4 separate regions of the Homo sapiens genome follow, and all the other regions are linked to region 1. The links are chromatin loops, found by intact Hi-C in ENCODE. Cell type or tissue: Caco-2. All regions are shown on one strand.

The links. Peaks named below come from ENCODE experiments on the same cell type or tissue, not always from the same donor. Only the 100,000 strongest peaks of a DNase experiment are listed, where the experiment ranks them.
Region 2: a loop joins it to region 1, with 5 times the contacts of the local background. A loop is called at or near these places in 9 of 110 quality-filtered maps.
Region 3: it touches region 1 in a loop (6-fold over the local background); 9 of 110 quality-filtered maps call a loop at or near these places.
Region 4: a loop joins it to region 1, with 4 times the contacts of the local background. A loop is called at or near these places in 6 of 110 quality-filtered maps.

The regions. Positions count from the first base shown.
Region 1 is chr6:138,159,197-138,164,196 of GRCh38, forward strand. ARFGEF3 (ARFGEF family member 3) reads left to right here and starts at 2,743. Exons shown (of 34, transcript NM_020340.5): 1 at 2,743-2,975. The coding sequence starts at 2,891. RefSeq lists an enhancer at 2,552-3,522 and a silencer at 2,616-2,845. In Caco-2, no CTCF peak of the experiment used is centred here; a DNase peak (open chromatin) is centred at 2,675; H3K4me3 peaks cover 1,859 bases.
Region 2 is chr6:138,275,922-138,280,921 of GRCh38, forward strand. It overlaps ARFGEF3 (ARFGEF family member 3), which reads left to right. Exons shown (of 34, transcript NM_020340.5): 13 at 2,530-2,696; 14 at 4,078-4,243. Among named protein-coding and RNA genes, the nearest start is that of PBOV1, 60 kb to the left of the region's middle. In Caco-2, a CTCF peak has its summit at 2,532; a DNase peak (open chromatin) is centred at 2,567.
Region 3 is chr6:138,285,345-138,290,344 of GRCh38, forward strand. ARFGEF3 (ARFGEF family member 3) reads left to right here. Exons shown (of 34, transcript NM_020340.5): 15 at 602-709; 16 at 1,357-1,572; 17 at 1,730-1,840; 18 at 4,474-4,624. Among named protein-coding and RNA genes, the nearest start is that of PBOV1, 69 kb to the left of the region's middle. RefSeq lists an enhancer at 1,604-2,103. In Caco-2, CTCF peaks have their summits at 2,063 (motif pointing left) and 4,655 (motif pointing right); DNase peaks (open chromatin) are centred at 2,057 and 4,644.
Region 4 is chr6:138,228,583-138,233,582 of GRCh38, forward strand. It overlaps ARFGEF3 (ARFGEF family member 3), which reads left to right. Exons shown (of 34, transcript NM_020340.5): 5 at 1,202-1,270. Among named protein-coding and RNA genes, the nearest start is that of PBOV1, 13 kb to the left of the region's middle. In Caco-2, no CTCF peak of the experiment used is centred here; a DNase peak (open chromatin) is centred at 2,879.

The sequences.
Region 1 (5,000 bases):
ATTTTTTTTTTTAGTAGAGATGAGGTCTTGCCATGTTGCCCAGGCTGCTCTCAAACTCCTCGGCTGAACCAATCTGCCTGCCTCAGCCTCCGAAAGTGCTGGGATTACAGGCATGAGCCAACATGCCTAGTCCCCCACATTATTCTCAAAGGCTATATAATATGATGCTTTATGAATATATCATGGGTTATCTATCCATATCCTTGTTGCATATTTAGTTTTCTCTTTTTTTAGAATTGAAAGACACACTGAAATGCTTGTAGAAAGATCCTTATCCATTTCCATAATCACTTTCTTAGGATGAATTCCCAGAAGTGGAATTGTTAGGTCAAAGCTATACCTATGCCACATACACATCCAGGCTCCCTCCCTCCAGGAATGTAGTACCAAGTTACACTCTGACCAGCACCCAAGACATGAGAGGACCTTGTTGTTCAGCTCCTTCAATAACATTTAAAAAATCTCTCAGTCAATTTGATTAATAGAAAATAGCATCTTATTTAAAAGTTTGTTCTCTTTATTAGGCACTTGAACATTTTTTATAAGTTTATGGGGTCATATGTATTCTCTCCTCTGTAAACTGACTTTATATATATTGGCTTTTTTAAAAAAGAAGGAGCATTTGTTTTTTAATTCTTTGTTAAAGCTTTTTTTTTTTAACAAAGCTATTCAAACTTTATATGTCTGACATTAATATAAACATTTTCCTAGTTTGCAGCTTAAACGAAATTGTTTTTAATTGTAAAACTAGTAAATACTTTAAAATAGATTCAAAAATATAAATCCACATATAATTAAGATTTAGAGGTATCATCTTTTCTTCCTTCAATCCATCCCTCAGAGTATCATTTGCTTTTTAATTTTGTATGAAACTTTTGGCATAAAGGTCTTAAATATTCAAATAGTCAAATCTATTGACCTTTTTTCCTTCAGTTTCTGCCTTAGTTTGTTAGAAATAATCTTAATGCATTAAGATAAGTATATTCACTTATGCTTTCTTCTAAACTTTTCATCATTTAATTCTTAAATTTAATTTTTAATACATTTGTAATTTATTTTGCTACACGATATAAAGTTGTGATCTATATATTTTTCCAAATAGTTAACAATTTTCTTTAACCCAAGTACATTATCTGCTGCGGCGTTTTTACTTTTTTTTTTTTAAACCTTTCTTTAAATGATGGCTTCACTGGGCGTGAGGGTAGCGGTAGAAGCATCCTTGGGGGCTGGGACTTTGTAGGTTTTGCCTCCTCAGTACCAAGAGCGCCGAAGGAGTAGTCTGACATCCCCATGTGTTGGACACCCTCCAATGGCAGTCCCTCCCCTGGCTGACCCCCTACACCTCGGATTTCGGACTGCTCCTCTCAGCCTCCTCCCTGGGCCCTTGCTCCTGTACCCATGATTTGAGAATTAGGGGGGCCGTCACTCCCTCTCTTGTGCAACCTTTGTCAAACTCGAGGCATCAACAACTCCTATATTTACCACCCTTCAAATACTGGCATCCCTCCCAGAGCTCTATCCTGAGTTCCTGTCCATAAAAAAAATCTACAAGTATCTCATTATCATTTCAATCTGAACATGTTCAAAACTGAACTCATATATCCCCCCTAATCCAAACCCTTTTTATCTTCTCTTCTTTAAAGAATGGGGCCACCATCCTCCCAATTTCCTAAACAAGTAACCTGGAAGCCATCCCATATACACCGTCTCTCCCCTATTGTGTCATTAAATCCTATTGTTTCTACCCTTCAATATCTCTTGACATACTTTCCTTTATTCCCCTTCTACCCACCCTTGGCCTAATTGGTTTCTAGATTCCTGCAGAACCTTTGTTCTCCCAGCTGCCAGTCTGCCCCTCTGCAGTCCATCATCCTCACTTCCACCACAGGAACATTTTCAAAGAAAAAGGAAACACGGGGTGCCCTGTCACACTGCCTTCCCCACCGCCCGCGTGAGTCTCCTGGGGCTCCCCCTTTTCACCCCAATGAGAAGCCCTCTGCTGCGGCGGCCCTTGTGCACCACATTTTTCACAGGGCAGCAATTCAGCGCAAGAGAGGATGGGAAGGGGAGGAGATAGGGGTTTTTAGAAGGGGCTTTGGATTCAGGACGTGTTTGGAGTCTAACTCTTGTTGGTCTGGGAAGTAACCCAGCCTCTCTGGGCCTGGTTTCCTTGGGCATATCAAGCTCTACCCCAGCCCCACCGCAGCCCACCGCCCGCCGCGTGTTGAAAGCTTGACTGGAGTTTCCCTGCAGGCAGGGGCACAGTGTGTGCAACGCTGCATCGCCCGAGCCTGGCACAGGGAGTGGCCCAAAAAAGCTGTTAGTGACTGAACGCAAGAATTTTCCGGTTAGCAGACGACGGGATGCAGCGGGCGCGGCGCCTGCACCACGCTGGGGGTCCCGGTGTCCGGGCTGGGCCGCTCCGACTCCGCCCGCGGCCACCGTCGGCTCAGGGGGTGCGAAGACCGCGGCGAGGCCCCTCCCCGCCTGCCTCCCGCCGCCCGCCGCGGACCAGGCGCTCCCTCCCGGCGGCTGGCGAGCCAGCTCCGGACATCCGTCCCCACCTTTCCGCTAAGCGCGGCGCCCGCGGGGCCTGCCTCGGCGGTCAGGTCAGCGGCCTCCAGCCTCACTCTCCGGCCCCAGCCCGCAGCCGCCGCCGAGCGGAGCGCACCTGACCCAGGCGGGCGGGGCGGGGCGGCGGGCGGGGCGCGGGGCTGACGTGGCCCGCGGCATGGAGCGGGCGTGATTCATCAGCATCCGCGCCGGGGCGGCATGGGGGCGCGCGCGGCGGCCGCCTAGGCGCCCAGGGCCAGGCAGCGGCGGCTTCCCCGGCCCGGCTCGCCCGCGCTTCTCTCCCTGTGGGCGGCGGCCCGGCGCCTGGAAGGTCAAGATGGAAGAAATCCTGAGGAAGCTGCAGAAGGAGGCGTCCGGGAGCAAGTACAAAGCCATCAAGGAGAGCTGCACCTGGGCCCTGGGTAAGCGTCCGGCACCTGCTCGCCGCGGCGGGAGGGCCGCGCGGCCGGGGCTGAACCCGCGCCTCCGCGCGTGGGGCTTTCGCGGAGCGTCGGTCATGGGTGCCGTTCTGGCGATTGCGAGAGTCGCCTCGGGAAATTGATGTGGGATTTGAGAGTCTTGGCTCGGGCGTGGACATCAGCCGCCTCCCCTCCGGTCTCTTTCACTCTCCGAAACCTTCCTCGGGAACCGCTGTCCTCCCTGCCTGGCGGCCCCCTTCTCCTGGTCCCGGCGCTGGGGACGATGCTTCCCCATCGCCGAGTTAGGCAGGACCCGGAGCCGGTGCGAATCCTGGGGCCTGACAGCGAAGCGCCTCTGGGGAAAAGGGAAGTTAAACCAACAACCCCGATGTCGAATCCTTGGCGAGTGGAACCAGGAAGGAAAGGCTTGTTTAATTTGATTTTCCTGATAGAGGTCAGCTTGCTTAGTGTTAGCTTTCCTGGTTATTGCACATGAAAAATAACATACGGGCGGGGATCATGTTACCTCTGCAATTCTGTTGTGGTCTGCCCTTCAGACAGGTGGGATTTTAGGGCTGTGAGCTGTGCTAGCGTTGAAGTAAGTTCCAGGGAGCAAATTTGTGTTTCTCATCAGACTCAGGTTGCAGAACTCAGCAGCGGAAAAAAACGGAAAGACATTTCAGTTAGGCGGGGTTTGGGCAATCAAAATGGTCAGGATGGTAATGCAAATAGATCAGAAGCATACTTTGGGTGATGGTGATGCTTTTTAGAAAGGAAAGGCCAAGAAGAAGCCAGCGCAGCTAGCTCTATGGGCTCCTCTCTCTGCCTTGCTGGAGCCTGATGTGATGCCTCAGTTGCCACTCAATTGAAAAATGAAATTGACTCCCTTTCCCTTGCAACCAAGAACCATCACTGTCTGTCATGACACTGTGTGTGCTTTGATGCAGCCTGAGATAGAGAAGAGCCTTTAGCAGGTTTTCCACTAAATGTAAAATTTTGAGAGTGGTTTAGGTGACTCTTAATATGTAGATGGTCTTAATTCACATATGTTTGGGTGTGTGTACAGGTAATTATAGCAGCATCTTTTTTTAAACCTGTGCCTATCATCACAAAATTGTCTAGAATATTGTCTAGGAAGTTTGTCTTGTAGGTAGAACCAGCACTTGACCATTCTAGCTTACTGTTAAAGAAAAATGGACCAGAAATCTGAGAGAACAGCAAGGCTCTTAAAGCCACAGTACTATTTTTGCCGTTGCCATTGTCATTCAGCAGCGTGATTCGAAGCTAGATTCCAAAATGCCTCTAATGAAGGGTCACAGATGGCTGGGTAACATGATAAAGCAGGGCCCAATTGTGCTTTAAACATGCCATTCCTAGTATTCGTTATTATTTTGCTGCAAATTAAGCAGATTTAGATAAACAGGGAGGAGGAGATTAATCTAGTATTTTAATAAGTTTAAATACTGACATCAACATCTTATTAAGTGAAACCACAACGTTGCTGAGTTTAGGTCCTTTAAAGCCACTGGGGAGGCTGAGCATTGAGGCAGGTAAATTTTTCGAGTCAAATCTGAAAGAAACCAGCCTGAGTGGATGTACTTCCTTTCCCAGTGATTGTTCTGTCATTAGCAAGACAAGACAGAAGTGCATGAAATAGTTAAATAATAGTGCAGGGCATTCATTGTGCAGTTGGATTGGGCAAACCAGGAAAACAAGTCAAAGAAGGGAGGATAAATGTGTTGTCCATGGATTGGGGGAGAATTGGTGTGAGCTGGTGGGGCTTTTGAAGTAGATTTCACTTGAAGAATGGGGAAGCTATGGGTTCCTTCTTTCCGTCGCTTCTTTATTTAGGAAACATTTATTAAGACCTCCCTGGTAATGAGCAATGGGATATATGGATGAATAAAATGTTCCCTGTAAGGAATTTGTTAGAAGGGCATGCTGGAGACATGAACAAAGGCCTATAGGGATAGGTTTTCCTGTTGCCTTTCCCACTCCAGTCCATTTCCACTGCCCGTCACTGTTTAG
Region 2 (5,000 bases), 120 kb after region 1:
CATATTTTTTATTAAAGAATAATTTTACACATGATTTGCAGAGTGTATGGACATGTGTAATTTGCATGCACAAATGTAGAGATGAACTGTTTCCCACACATCCCTAGATTTCAGCCTCCAAGTATTTGCAGGAACAAATGGCGCATTCATTGAAAATCTCTCAAGGTGCTCTGAGAGGAGTGGCTCGGTGTGTTTTGTTCCACACTTGGCTGGTATTGCCTGTGGGGCTTTGGAGGGTAAGAGGAGATGACAGTGTAAGGACACAGATGTGCAGTTGTCTGTGGGCTGCAAAGCTGCGAGCTGACCACCAGGCTCCAGATAGTCAGGAACCCTGAAGGCCTGGAAATGCCTGTCTGCAGATGGCCTTAGGACCAGCATACTAATAGATGCAGAGAAGCTGACTTCAGTAATGTTTTCACCCCAAGCTCCCTGTGAAAGTTTGAGCCATGATACCAACAACTCTGACTGAATGAACCCATCTTCAGAGCATGAGATATAGTTGTTTGTTTTTTCAGTTAATTTATATAAAGCTCAAAGGGATCTTCAAAATGAAAACTTTAGTAAGTATAAAATGTCTTTTAAAAGAAAAGATAGTGGGGAGAAAGTCAATAGCTATTATTTAATGGTTTTTTTTTTGAAACTCTTTATTTCCTCATTTATTTTTTTAACAGTTTGATTGTGAGATAACTCACATACCACACAGTTTACCTGCTTAAAGTGCACAATTTAACGTGCTTTTTGTTTTTCGTTTTTTTGTTTTTTGAGGCAGAGTATCTTTCTGTTGCCCAGGCTGGAATGTAGTGGTGTGATCTCAGCTAACTACAGCCTCCGCCTCCCGGGTTCCAGCAATTCTCATTCCTCAGCCTACCAAATGGCTGGGACTACAGGCATGCGCCACCATGCCGGGCTAATTTTTGTATTTTTAGTAGAGATGGGGTTTCACCCTCTTGGGCAGGATGGTCTGGAACTCTTAGACTCAAGTGATCTGCCTGCCTTGGCCTCCAAAAGTGCTGGGATTACAGGTGTGAGCCACTGCACCTGGCCTAACGTGTTTTGATGTATTACATTATTATTTGTTTTCATCATGGTAAAAATAGATGTAACAAAATTTGCTATTTTAATAAATTTTAAGTATACAATTCAGTGGTACTAATTGTATTCACAGTGTTGTGCAAGCATTTCCAGAACTTTTTTAACATTCCAAATAGAAGGTACTCTGCCCCTGGTCCCTGGTCCCTGGTAACCTCCAATCTATTTTCTATTTCTTCTAATTTATTCTAGGTGCTTCATAGAGTGCATCATATATATTTGTTATTTTGTGCCTGACACTTAGCATAATGTTTTCAAGGCGCCTCTATGTTGTGGCATATATCAGAACGCCATTCCTTTTCATGGCTGAGTAATACCCATTTTATATACATACCACAATTTGCTTATCCATTCATCTGTTGATGGGCGCTTCAGTTGTTTCCACCTTTTGGCTGTTGTGAGTAATGCTGCAGTGAACACTGATGTACAAACGTCTGTTCAAATCCCTGCTTTCAGTCCTTCTGGTTATATCGGAGTAGAATTGCTGGGTCATATAGTGATTCTATGTTTAGCTTTTCGAGAAACATTATTCCTTTTGAAAAGTTGTATTAATAACTTTTCTAAACATCTTACATGCATTATTGCATCTAATTCCCATGCAATCATATCCATTAATTCTTACTCATTCGGCAAATGTTTTTAAGGGTCTACTATGTACCAAATGCTGTTCTAGGCATTGGGGATTCTGTAGTGAACAAAATGAATGAAATGTCACCCTCTCATTGATTTTATAGTGGTGATGGCAGATGATAAACAAGTATATGTTAATATAAAACTGGGTAGAATAAATGCCATCGAGGCCATTTTTTAAAAGCCGGGTAAGCGGCATATTGGTGAGGGGCAGGAGTGGATTTGCTATTTAATAATGGAATTAAAAGGGAAGGTCTCTCTGTCACTTGAGCAGAGACTTGGCAGAATTGAGGGAGCGCAGCATCCAGAGATCCTGAGATCATTCTAGGAGTGACAAAAACAAATGCAAAGGCCCTGCGGCAGGTCCAGGCCTGGTGTGGCTGAGGGACAGCAGGCAGTCAGGGTGGCTGCGGGGAATGAGAGGGAGAGAGGAGGGTGAGGTTGGAGTTTTATTACATTGTGATAGGGAGCCACCGGAGGGCTCAAGCTAGGGATAGAATGCAGTCAATTCTTCTTATTATAGGAAAAGAAGGTGAGACTTACAGGGTTTACATGAGTTTATCAAAGTTCTAGCTGCTAAGTAAGAGATCAGGATCCAGGCCCAGGCAGATCCACTCCTGAGCGCATGCTCTTTGCCACCAGGCTGGGGTGTGTATCTGGCCCTAAGGATATTCCTGGCTAGCTGTCAGTGCTATACAGAAATATCCTATTGATGCAGTATCTCTCACGATGGGTTCGCAGCTCTCTGGAAGCCAGCCTTGCCAAGCACACTGTTCACACCCCCAAAAGTCCCTTCATTGTCTCCCTTAGGCATGATGCACTCTCCTGGCTTTGACGGGAATAGCAGCCTCAGCTTCCAGATGCTGATGAACGCAGACAGCCTCTACACAGCTGCACACTGCGCCCTGCTCCTCAACCTGAAGCTCTCCCACGGTGACTACTACAGGAAGCGGCCGACCCTGGCGCCAGGCGTGATGGTGAGTGTGCCGTCCCTCATTGGACTGGCAGAGGGCAGGCTGTAACTTCCTGGTGTACAGCCTAGCCTCAGTGCCCTGAGTGGGATGGCACAGCGTGTTTTGTTCCAGACTGCTCTAGGTTGGTAATGCCAGTGGGACTTTGGGGGATGGAAGGAGATGACATATATATAAGGGCACAGATATACAGTTGCCCAGCACCGTGAGCACAGAGCTGCCCACTGGGCTCCAGTGAAGAGTGTATGGACGTGAGGCTCTGGAAATGGCTGCCCAGGGATAACCCAGTAGTTTCATCTCATGTCATTATTAAACATGTGTATAAAACCTGTTCAAAACCACATCATTGACGTGTTAAGGGAGATCAGAAGATGTGCAAGAAATTTGCTGAAAATGAGTTGTGTTTTTCTTTTTTTTGAGACAGAGCCCCGCTTTGTTGTCCAGGCTAGAGTGCAGTGGTGTGAGCATGGCATGGCTCACTGCAACCTCAAACTCCTGGGCTCAAGCAGTCCTCCCACCTCAACTCCCAAGTAGCTGGGACTACAGGTGTGCACCACCAAGCCTGGCTAATTTTTTAATTATTTTTTGTAAAGACAGGGTCTCGCTATGTTGCCCATGCCAGCCTTGAACTCCTGGGCTCAAGCAATCCTCCCACCTTGCCCTCCCAAAGCGTTGGGATTACAGGCATGAGCCACCAGGCCTGGCTGAAGGTGTGCACTTATAAAAACTCTTCACCGTATTCCAACATGTTCCCAGACCTACTGTTGACCCAGAACTAAGCTCACTGGCTGTTGCTCATAAGCACTTCCTGTAAGGGATACAATGAGAGTGTTGGTTGTCCTGTGGTTAGCTCCTGTGATGGAGCAAGCCACTCCATGGTGTGCCCTATTATCAGTTCCTGAGCCTAAATCCATGGATCTACATGAAGGAAATCAATAATCATTTGCTTGCTTGATAAATTGTAAATTCCCAAAGATAAGTGATTGCTTCATGAGCATAAGTGAAGTGTCTCTGGAGATGTGCACATTCCTGCAGGAGCACGTTCCACCTCTGCTTCTGTTGGGGCTCCTAGAAAAGGAAGCTCGTACGCTATTAAAGACATCTGTGCAATTGCAAACCTTTCCACACATCCAAGAGTAAGAATGTAAAGTGCAGTCTCTCTAATCCTTCTGCAAGGTATCTGTCAAAAGGTGTCATCAGTGAAGGAAACCTCAGCACATTTGGGAATCCTCCATCTCTACTTCTCCCCACTTGCCGCCCCCTTACCCAATACACAAGCCTTGGTTTAGTTCAGGGCTCTGTGACGTGAAGAGGCAGCAGAGGCACTTAGGAGCCTGTTAGTGAGCAGGGTGTTATGTGGTCACCTTCTCATGCGATCTCTCTGTAGAAGGACTTCATGAAGCAGGTGCAGACCAGCGGCGTGCTGATGGTCTTCTCTCAGGCCTGGATTGAGGAGCTCTACCATCAGGTGCTCGACAGGAACATGCTTGGAGAGGCTGGCTATTGGGGCAGCCCAGAAGATAACAGCCTTCCCCTCATCACAATGCTGACCGGTCAGTGGTTCGTTGCAAGGCCTTGGGGCACGTGGTAGGGTGGGACGGCTCACGCTTTAAAGCCTCTTTCAGAGAAGTGTTGGTGCTTGGAGCAGACTTTGAAACAGCACCCACAAAGCTTCCCTGGCAATGGTGACAGTTCCAGGGAAGTGTCATGAGTTCACTTCACAGGAGTTTTCTGTCCCTTTTCCATGTGGGAGTCTGTAGGGTTCACTGTGCCCCATTAGATGAGGACTAACTTAGCACCTTTGTCTGTTGGTGTAAAACCGTAGGCCATATCTATAGGATGTGTAGGCCTAGGATTATTCCTGGAAGTTCTCACATGCTAATAGTTGCCCATATCATTCAGTGTTCTTGGGGTTTACCAATAAATGTAAAATGACTGATTTTAAAGTTGGCTTCCTGGCCAAGTGCCGTGGCTCATGCCTATAATCCTAGCACTTTGGGAGGCTGAGGTGGGTGGATCACCTGAGGTCAGGAGTTCGAGACCAGCCTGGCCAACATGGCAAAACTCCGTCTCTACTAAAAATACAAAAATTAGCTGGGCATGGTGGCAGGTGCCTGTAATCCCAGCTACTTGGGAGGCTAAGGCAGAAGAATCATTTGAACCCGGGAGGCAGAGGTTGCAGTGAACCGAGATTACACCACTGTACTCCAGCCTGGGCAACAGGAGCAAGACCCTGTCTCAAAACAAAAAGTTGGTTTCCTTCCGTTTATCCATATCAGAGGCCCTCCCTTCCCTTCCCAGCTGTACCAG
Region 3 (5,000 bases), 130 kb after region 1:
GGAGGCTGAGGCAGGAGAATGGCGTGAACCCAGGAGGCGGAACTTGCAGCAGTGAGCCGAGATCACGCCACTGCACTCCAGCCTGGGCGACAGAGTGAGACTCCCGTCTCAAAAAAAAAAAAAAAAAATTATAAGGTATTATTTATTGCACTTTGCAATCTGACTATGTGATGATCTGACCAAAGAGGCTTATTCTCCTCTTAATTCATGTAAGGAAGCTCTGAAACTAAAGTTCACATCTGGGTAACCTGTACATATAAAATTTGGGAATAATCCATGGTTCTGAATAAAAAGAGTATTTAAGATCAAAATATTCTAAATCAATAGATTTTCTAACAGAGAAATAATAATTTATAATGTACATCTATTTTTAAATAAAGATAGGCAACAATGTAACAGAAGAATAAATACTCCAAAGTGAAATAAAACTAGACTGAGGGAATAAAGTAAAATTTATGATAGTCTCATTAAAGGTTGCTACATGCTTGAAACATAAAAGATACAAGGGATATTTGTTAAAAATGAATATTGTGGTGGCCATTTGCTTGTTTTTGACTGGAGTGTTTTATTTAGGGAAAACTTCTTTCTTTTTCCTTGACAGATATTGACGGCTTAGAGAGCAGTGCCATTGGTGGCCAGCTGATGGCCTCGGCTGCTACAGAGTCTCCTTTCGCCCAGAGCAGGAGAATTGATGACTCCACAGTGGCAGGTAATGACTTGGGTCTTGAGTTTATGAACATCCATACACTGCATGTGTTACCAGCAATTACATTGTTATGTGGTGACTTGAATCAGGATTTTGTCTTGGTTAGAAAAAGTAATTGGGCCGGGCCCGGTGGCTCACGCCTGTAATCCCAGCACTTTGGGAGGCCGAGGCGGGCAGATCACGAGGTCAGGAGATCCAGACCATCCTGGCTAACACGGTGAAACCACGTCTCTACTAAAAATACAAAAAATTAGCCGGGTGTGGTGGTGGGCACCTGTAGTCCCAGCTACTCAGGAGGCTGAGGCAAGAGAATGGCATGAACCCGGGAGGCGGAGCTTTCAGTGAGCCGAGATTGTGCCACTGCACTCCAGCCTGGGTGACAGAACGAGACTCCGTCTCAAAAAAAAAAAAAAAAAGAAAAAGAAAAAGTAATTGATGGAAGTTACTTAGCATCATTCAGCTGATAATGCAACATTTATTATTTATAAGAACAAAGTGAAACATAATCCCATATAATCCATTGTTATATTTCCTGTTGTAGAATTGCATGCAACTGAGTACTGCTCATTTGATAGCAAGAGAATGTGATGTCATTCATTGCCAGGTTGTTTTTGTCTCTAGAAAATGACACACACCCCTCCATGTTCCAGGCGTGGCATTTGCTCGCTATATTCTGGTGGGCTGCTGGAAGAACTTGATCGATACTTTATCAACCCCACTGACTGGTCGAATGGCGGGGAGCTCCAAAGGGCTGGCCTTCATTCTGGGAGCTGAAGGCATCAAAGAGCAGAACCAGAAGGAGCGGGACGCCATCTGCATGAGCCTCGACGGGCTGCGGAAAGCCGCACGGCTGAGCTGCGCTCTAGGTACCAGCGGGAGTAGTGTTCCCTGGCCGTGGTCCTGCAGAACTCACTGGGAATGACCCAGCAGGGTGGGGCAGGGGGACCCTTTAGAAGGGGTTCTGCTAGGTGAATGGTTAGAGGATATACTCAGTCAAGAAGTCATTGTGTGTCTCCTCTGAAGGCGTTGCTGCTAACTGCGCCTCAGCCCTTGCCCAGATGGCAGCTGCCTCCTGTGTCCAAGAAGAAAAAGAAGAGAGGGAGGCCCAAGAACCCAGTGATGCCATCACACAAGGTAACAACTGGAGGGCCAGAACCCACCTGGTGCCTTGGGTGCAGTATGCACACACCTGCACAGGCCTACACACGCCAGCCAACACTCGTGCCTGTTCTGTGTGTGATGCCCGGTATGTATACACCACTGATCACGAGATCCCATTGAGCCACAGGCTTGGGTCTCTTCCATGTAGGTGACCTACAGAAGATCTCTCTGGAGAATGAGAGACATACTGACCCCTGGTGGCAAGGAAAGTGCAGCAGGCCCAGGGGGACCCACCTGGCTGAACTGTTCACACCTGTCATCTAGTCACTGGCTTTGGCACTTCACACAAGTGCACACTTGAAGACCCTTCGGGTTATAGTGGGGAAGGCAGATTGGCCAGTTTTCTAAAGGGGAAATTAAGCAGACGAAGAAAATTCATGAGGGGAGGCTCAGGAAGAAGAGGCTCTTATCAGAGAAAAATCTGAGCTTTGTGAACTCGAGAAATGGCTGATTTTTAACTTGATGAAATCAGTGAGTCGGTGAAGCTGATGATTATCTGGATCTAAGGGAAAAGAATGACCATCCTGGTAGCAACAGAAGATACAAGGCAGGCAGCAAACAAAAGGAAAAATGCCAGCTTGGTCCAAATTGTGTAACTACTATCAGATATGTACAGTAACAAGTCACTGAGTCAGCTGTACATTTTTAGCTGAGAAACACAATTTAGGTCCGTGTTTCTCAGACTTGAATAAAATTTAGAGACCCATTTGAAAACAAAATCGCTCTCACAGATCCCCAGCGTTAACTGAAAAAGGAGTCTCACAATTTTACTTAAGTATTTTACAACCATGAACTACATAAAAATCCTTACATTCACAGTTCTTTAAAAAAAAAACCACAAAACCAAGACCACGATATTCAGATTAAAAACAAATAAAAAATAAGATTAAGGCCGGGCACAGTGGCTTACGCCTGTAATCCCAGTACTTTGAGAGGTCGAGGAAAGCGGATCACTTGAGCCCAGGAGTTCAAGACCAGCCTGGGCAACATAGCAAAACCCTGTCTCTACTAAAAATACAGAAATTAGCCAGGCATGGTGGCATGTGCCTGTAGTCCCAGCTACTCGGGAGGCTGAGGTGGGAGGATCACCTGAGCCTGGGGAGGTTCAGGCTGCAGTGAGCAATAATCATTCCATTGCACTCTAGCCTGGGTGACAGAGTGAGACCCTATCTCAAAAAAATAGATAAAACAGCCAGGCGCAGTGGCTTACACTTGTAATCCCAGCACTTTGGGAGGCTAAGGTGGGCGGATCATTTGAGGTCAGGAGTTTGAGACCAGCCTGGCCAACATGGTGAAAGAAACCCCGTCTCTACTAAAAAATACAAAAATTAGCTGGGCGTGGTGGTGGGTGCCTGTAATCCCAGCTACTTCAGAGGCTGAGGCAGGACAATTGCTTGAACCTGGGAGAGGTTGCAGTGAACCAAGATGAAGCCACTGCACTCCAGCCTGGGTAACAGAGTGAGACACCATCTCAAATAAATAAATAAAATTAGTATCACATTTATGAGACAAATGATGTTTTGCTAAAAATCACTTTGCTCCTTACATTAGGAGATGGTTTGGATTCCTTTGAGGTTGGCTTGCTATATTTCTGGGTTCTGGACCATCACTTAGTTATCCTACCACATGCAATGACTTGAAACCTTTGTTCAAGGAGGACACTGTGGTTTGGCCTTGCCTTAGCATTTTGCATTACTGACATCTGAAGTCACCTTCTGCATTCTTTCTCATTAGTCATCTACAATTTTTTTTTTCTTTTGAGACCGAGTTTCACTCTTGTTGCCCAGGCTGGAGAGCAATGGCACCATCTCGGCTTACTGCAATCTCCGCCTCCCAGGTTCAAGCTATTCTCCTGCCCCAGCCTCCTGAGTAGCTGGGATTACAGGCATGTGCCACCATGCCCGGCTAATTTTGTATTTTCAGTAGAGACAGAGTTTCTCCATGTTGTTCAGGCTGGTCTCGAACTCCCAACCTCTGGTGATCCACCTGCCTTGGCCTCCCAATGTGCTGGGATTACAGATGTGAGCCACCACACCCAGGCTACAATTTTTTAAAGTATTATTTGGAGCTCACAAATACAAACTCAAGGGATGAAATGAAATTGGTCATTTTCAGTGATAGAGCAGTCATTCTGGTGCTCAAAATATACGTAAATAAGTTGTTTTAGAGATGATGATCATAATGAGAGCCTAACATTACAATAATCTCAGAGAAAACTTGCAGAAAGCCAGGAATTCTTCCATTTGACCAATTTTTGGGAAGGGTGAAAGGTCTGGGCCCAGATGGTTTTAGCTGGAATTGGCTCATGAAACCCATCCACACTGCTGTGCCTGACCCAGAGCCCATGAAAGGGCCTGGAAGGAATGGCACCTGCCAGCTCAGGATCCATCCCACTTCTGGAGCTGGAGAGCTGGGGCCACCAGCACGTGGGACCTGCTGGCTGGGTGGTTTGCATGATGGTCCGCAAGGACCTACTGTGGAGGTGCTTGCTGCCACTGAAGTCTGTCCTTTCCCTTTTGCCCTTGCATGACACACATTCTTTCATTTTCATTCTTTCTGTCTCCCTTACTCAACCTGTTATTTTAATAAATGTCTTTCTGGCACAGTGAAACTAAAAGTGGAGCAGAAACTGGAGCAGATTGGGAAGGTGCAGGGGGTGTGGCTGCACACTGCCCACGTCTTGTGCATGGAGGCCATCCTCAGCGTAGGCCTGGAGATGGGAAGCCACAACCCGGACTGCTGGCCACACGTGTTCAGGTGCATGACGGGCTCCCACCCCCAGATGGCACTAACCCTGCCTTGGGAAACCTGGAGTGGGCTGTGGCAGGTGGAGAGGGGTGGCCTTAAGAGCCTGCCAGCATGTAAATCAATTATAACAATTCACAGAGTTTGATTAAACTTCAAATGAGACGTGAAAAGAGAAGAGGGAATAAGGGCCCAACTGAATGTATGTTTTGAAGAACAGGGGACAGAACTGGGTCTGAGGAATTGTGACTTTTCTATTGACATTTTTATGAGAGAAGGAAGGAAGAAAAACCAATTAAATAATTGATTGAGATGACTAAGTGAATACTGTGCAAATCTAAAACTGGTCATGTCTCCTCAATATTACATTGCTATATGTTTATCAATG
Region 4 (5,000 bases), 69 kb after region 1:
TGACTAAATATGGCAAAAAAAAATCTTTTTTACCCCCCTTTAATTGCATACATACTTGCTTTCTCTGAAGGAGCGACTGTTCCTAGGGCCGGCCTAGCTGACAGCTAAGACTGAGAGATGGGGAGAGATTTCTTGTCACATCTGACAATTGCAGTTTCCTGTATTAAGTAAATTTGCTAGGCTTCCATGCTCCTTCATGAATTGAACAGATGAGAAAAATGCTCAGAAGACTGCCCCTGGCAGGCTAAGCTGCAGGCAGGGCATGGCTGTGGGGTTTGAGATCAAGGAGCAGACACCAGCACCTTTGTGTCTGTTTTCTGCAGCAAGAAAAGTCAGAGCTAAGTGAAGAGGGAGAGAGTAGCCTCTTACCTACAAATTGAGAAGCAGTTCTTAAAATGCCACAGGCTTTTATTGATCTGTTCCCTAAAGGCTCTACAAGTAGAAAGTGAAGTTTTTAGTGGTCCTTAAAGATCTTGCAAATGTCATTGACCTATTGTCTATGTATCTTGGAAAATAAGGGGAGTAAGTAAACACCATGTAACATTCTGGAGGAAATTGCAAGAGGGAAGAGGAAAATGCAATAAAAGAATTTCTAATTCCGTGTGGATTTGGGAAAGGGATAGGAATAGAAAATGACACTGACATTTGAGTTTCAGAAGAGGTGGAGATGGCTTTGCCTCGTGAGTGAGCACATGGAGTCGGATTACTTGAGTTCAACACTTGCCACCTGTATGACCTTAGGTAACATATTTAATCATGGAGTTCTAGTTTTCTCACCAGTAAAACGGGGGCAATAATAATGACACTTATTTAGAAGGTCAACCTAGATAATTCATGTGAAGTGCCTAGCATTAAGCCTGGCATTTTTAAAATGACTGCTACTAAACAACTCTTTTGAGGTTTTTGCTGTTACTGGACACACCTCCTGGAGCTGTTGAGAGATGCTGTTTCTGGCCAGTCTTGCAAGCCCTTTCCATGGGGAGAGATTAGCAGCCTTTATTTTTTACAGGATGGTCTCTACTTTGTTAGGCAACATGTGGCCACTAATGAGAAAGCAGTGGGTGGGATATAAAGAAATATTAGGTAAAGCAAATAGCAAAGGAATCATAAAAACAGGACTGCACAAATGGCATATGAAACAACAGTGAATTTCCATACTGTTAACCCCTTGTCTCTTCTTTCATCTCTCACCTTGTTAAAGGTTTTACTATGCATCACCTACACGCCAACATTTGATCTGAATGGGAGTGCCGTGCTGAAGATCGCGGAGGTGAGTACTGCTTGTGTCTGTGCCTCCTGTTCACAGCTGCTTTATCTCTGACTGGGATAAATATTGGGGTGGAACTAAGCCCCAGCACTGGAGTGAATCCTTCTCTGATTACTACCGTGGGGAATTTCCGCTAAGGAATTGATCTGTGGGAAGCGTGCTGTGTGGTGCGCCATCCTTAGTTGTAATGCCATGTGTCTCAGAGCCCTGCATGCTTACGTTTGCTTCACTTGAGGCCTTCACTATGTAAATAACAGTACTGGTTCCCCTTACCCTGCTCCACCCAGGCGTATTGCTTTCTCGGTCTAATTTGCCCACAATTCATTGAAAAGCATTTGATTTAAAAAAATAGTTTTTAAGAAACCAAGTAGGAGATTTAGAGAGATGTTTATAGATTAAATCCCCTCCCCATCTTCAAAACCCTGAAGAATGCCTATTGAAATGATCATTGAAAAGCCTTCTCATTTCAATCTGTATTGCAGCCCAGAGTAATGTGTGCCTTCCAGCATGCCCAAGAATATGTCCAACAGAAAACTTGGCTTCTTGAATGCCTGGCATATGTCTTTGGCTTTTGGAAACACTATCATTTCAAAGCTGAACTTTAATATGCTTGGAATAATTTCCCTTCCATTTCTTGAAAAGAATATCTACAGGATTTGTATGTTCTGATAAGAGTATACATTCAAACCACAAAGAGGAATGATTTTCTGAGTTCTGAAATGATGGAGAAAAAGGCTAATTATCAGCACTCATGGAGAGTACTTATATTAGCAGATACATGTGCTTTTTATGGTATCATGTGGTATTAAACAGTGAAAATTAAGAGAAAATTATTTTTGAGCGTGTAGAAAATTTTTATGTGACTGTCAAAAGAGAAAGCAGCAGCCAATCAGCTGACCTCTCATTACAATACAAGTCACTTTTAAAATATGGATTGATACAGATGGAAAGAACACTTTCCTTTAACACATTTGTATGTATACTCTGTATTTGTTTTATTTGCATTTGTTTTTAATTGAATTTTAAGAGAGCCCTGTGAGCTCTTTCATTATCTGCAGGTTCACTTTTCAAAAGACAGTGTTGTTTCTGAAAATAGCAAGAAGCAGGATTGGTGTGTAAGAGGCTTGTTAGCCCTTTGCCATGTGAAGGAAGAGAGGGGAGGTGTCAAGCCACTGCCCCTGCTGATGGAACTGGGGGGAAGGGGAGACAAGGAGCAGAGGGTCTTCAGGAGGAGAGGGCTGCCAGGGATTGAGGCTGTTAGTATCAACAACAACCAGGTTTTGAATGAGAGTCAGAATGATTGAAAATATAATTCCTGAATAATAGGCACACACCACCAAGTTCGGCACGAGTGAAGGGTGTTCACTGAGAGTATCTGGAAGCCAAAATAAAAAGACTCAGCAGGCCCGTCCAGATAGGATGCAACATTGAAACACTGTGGCCTCTTCCAAAATGAGGAAAGGAAAAACAACAACAACAGATCATAGCCAAAGAACAATATAATGATAAAGGCATTTGAGCTTGGTGGGAGAGAAAAATGGGCTCTGGAGTCATACTGCTTAGATATGAAGCCGGCTCTACACTGCCTAGTGGTGTTGCCTCGGATACCTGTCCCAGCCTCATGTTTGCTCTCTGTAGATGAAATGATAAGTGATACTGAGCTCATAGTGTGGTTGTGCTGATTAGACAAGAAAAATACAATCCATATAAAAAGCTTTTAGTGCAAGTCCAGCCACATGGTAAATGTGAAATGTTTGCCATTGCCACGTTTGAAATCGGGAAGCAATTTATAAAAGCACCTTAAAATAAACCATTTAAAACTCCTGTGGAAATGTAAAGAAGGAATCTAGATGTTCTCTTCCTGCTTACTTTTGTATACATTGACTATTACTCATGAATAGTGTTTATCCTGAAACCTGCTGATCAGGAAGTGGGATGTGTACTTAAGCATGAAAAATGAGGCTATTTCCCCAAGGTTCTGAAACTATAAAAGGATCATTAAGCTCTCAAAATGTAAATAAGAGGGCACCCTTCATTTGTGTATCTAAATTTAACTTGCTTAATTAAACTGCAATAATGAAAAGTTCTTAGAACAGCATCCTCTGTGACAGGAAGCATAAGAAATATTACCAAATATAAAAATGGACAATTATGAAATATCCAAGTGCTTTCTGTTCAATTTCATGAAATCATTACTAAAACTCCATGTGGATGCATAGCCCTTCTCTTCATTGATTGAAAGCTGAGCCCGATTTCTGTTAATATTAACCCCAGGGTAGCAGATATGTTGAGTTTTCCAAGGAAAGTTACCTTCATATAGGAAAAAGCTGTGGGAGCAGAAATTGCCAAGGTCTTGGAGTAAAAGAAAAAGGTGGGGCTGGGCACGGTGGCTCATGCCTGTAATCCCAGCACTTTGGGAGGCCGAGACAGGCGGATCACCTGAGGTTGAGAGTTCGAGACCAGCCTAACCAACATGGGGAAACCCCATCTCTACTAAAAATACAAATTAGCCAGGCGTGGTGGTGCATGCCTGTAATCCCAGCTACTCGGGAGGCTGAGGCAGAATTGGTTAAACCTGGGAGGCGGAGGCTGCAGTGAGCCTGTTCCATTGGAAAGGTTTTTTATACCTGCGGAAGGCTTCTCTGTGGGATTTCTCAAAAGCAGAAAGCCTGTTTCATAAATGAGTGTTTGCTGGTTTGATCTTATTGACTTATGGAAACTTCCAGTCTTTGATTCTGTAGCTTGCTATCAGGGTCAAGCAAAATCTGTCTCAAAGGCCATTGTTTTTTCCTCTAAGGTTCATAATTTCAGGGCATGAAAAACACCTTTTTTATTGTTATTCCTTCCATCCAGCCAGCCCTCCATTCTAATATACTGGTTAATAATAATAGCTACTAGTCACTGAGTGCCTAAGGCATGGCAATAAGTGGCATTTTACATGTATTCTCCTTTAATTTCTGCCACAACTAGATAAAGAATACAAGCAAAGTGAAGTTTGCTTGCTCAAGTTTCTACAGCTAGATATTCAAATCCAAACTTCTAATATTGCAAACATGTACTGTTAATCACTCTGCTATATTGCTCCCTGGCTCCCCCTCAGTCTTAGAGAATGTTAGCAGAATCTTGCCATAATAATATTGGCAACCAACTGAAGTGCTTAGGAGTCTTCCACCCTTGGACCTTTACCGAGGCATTTAGTTAGATAATTGTTCTATGGTGTTTTATATATATAAAGCTCAAGTGTTTATTCATTTCATTTTTTTGTGACCATAGATTCAAGTGGCCATAGGGAATATGTCACTTTTTCCAGTATATTTCCATATGGATAGTGTATCTTTTCTGAGCATTATATATAACACATCAGAGGATGGGAGGTTTGTAATAGTTTCACTTGTTGCCCTGGGGAGCTTGAAAAAACATTGACGCTCAACACCTGCCACCAACAGTTCTAATTTAACAGTTCTAGTTGTCACTAAAGTATTTTTTAGATTGGGCTGGTTTATAGCTCTTGAAATGTTCAGTGATACTTTTTTGGGGGGTGGGGGGAGATGGAGTCTCACTCTGTTGCCCAGGCTGGACTGCAGTGGCACAATCTCAGCTCACTGCAACCTACGCCTCCTGGGTTCAAGCGATTCTCCTGCCTCAGCCTCCCGAGTAGCTGGGATTACAGGCGCATGCCACCACACCTGGCTAGTTTTTTTGTATTTTTAGTAGAGTTGGGATTTCGCCTTAT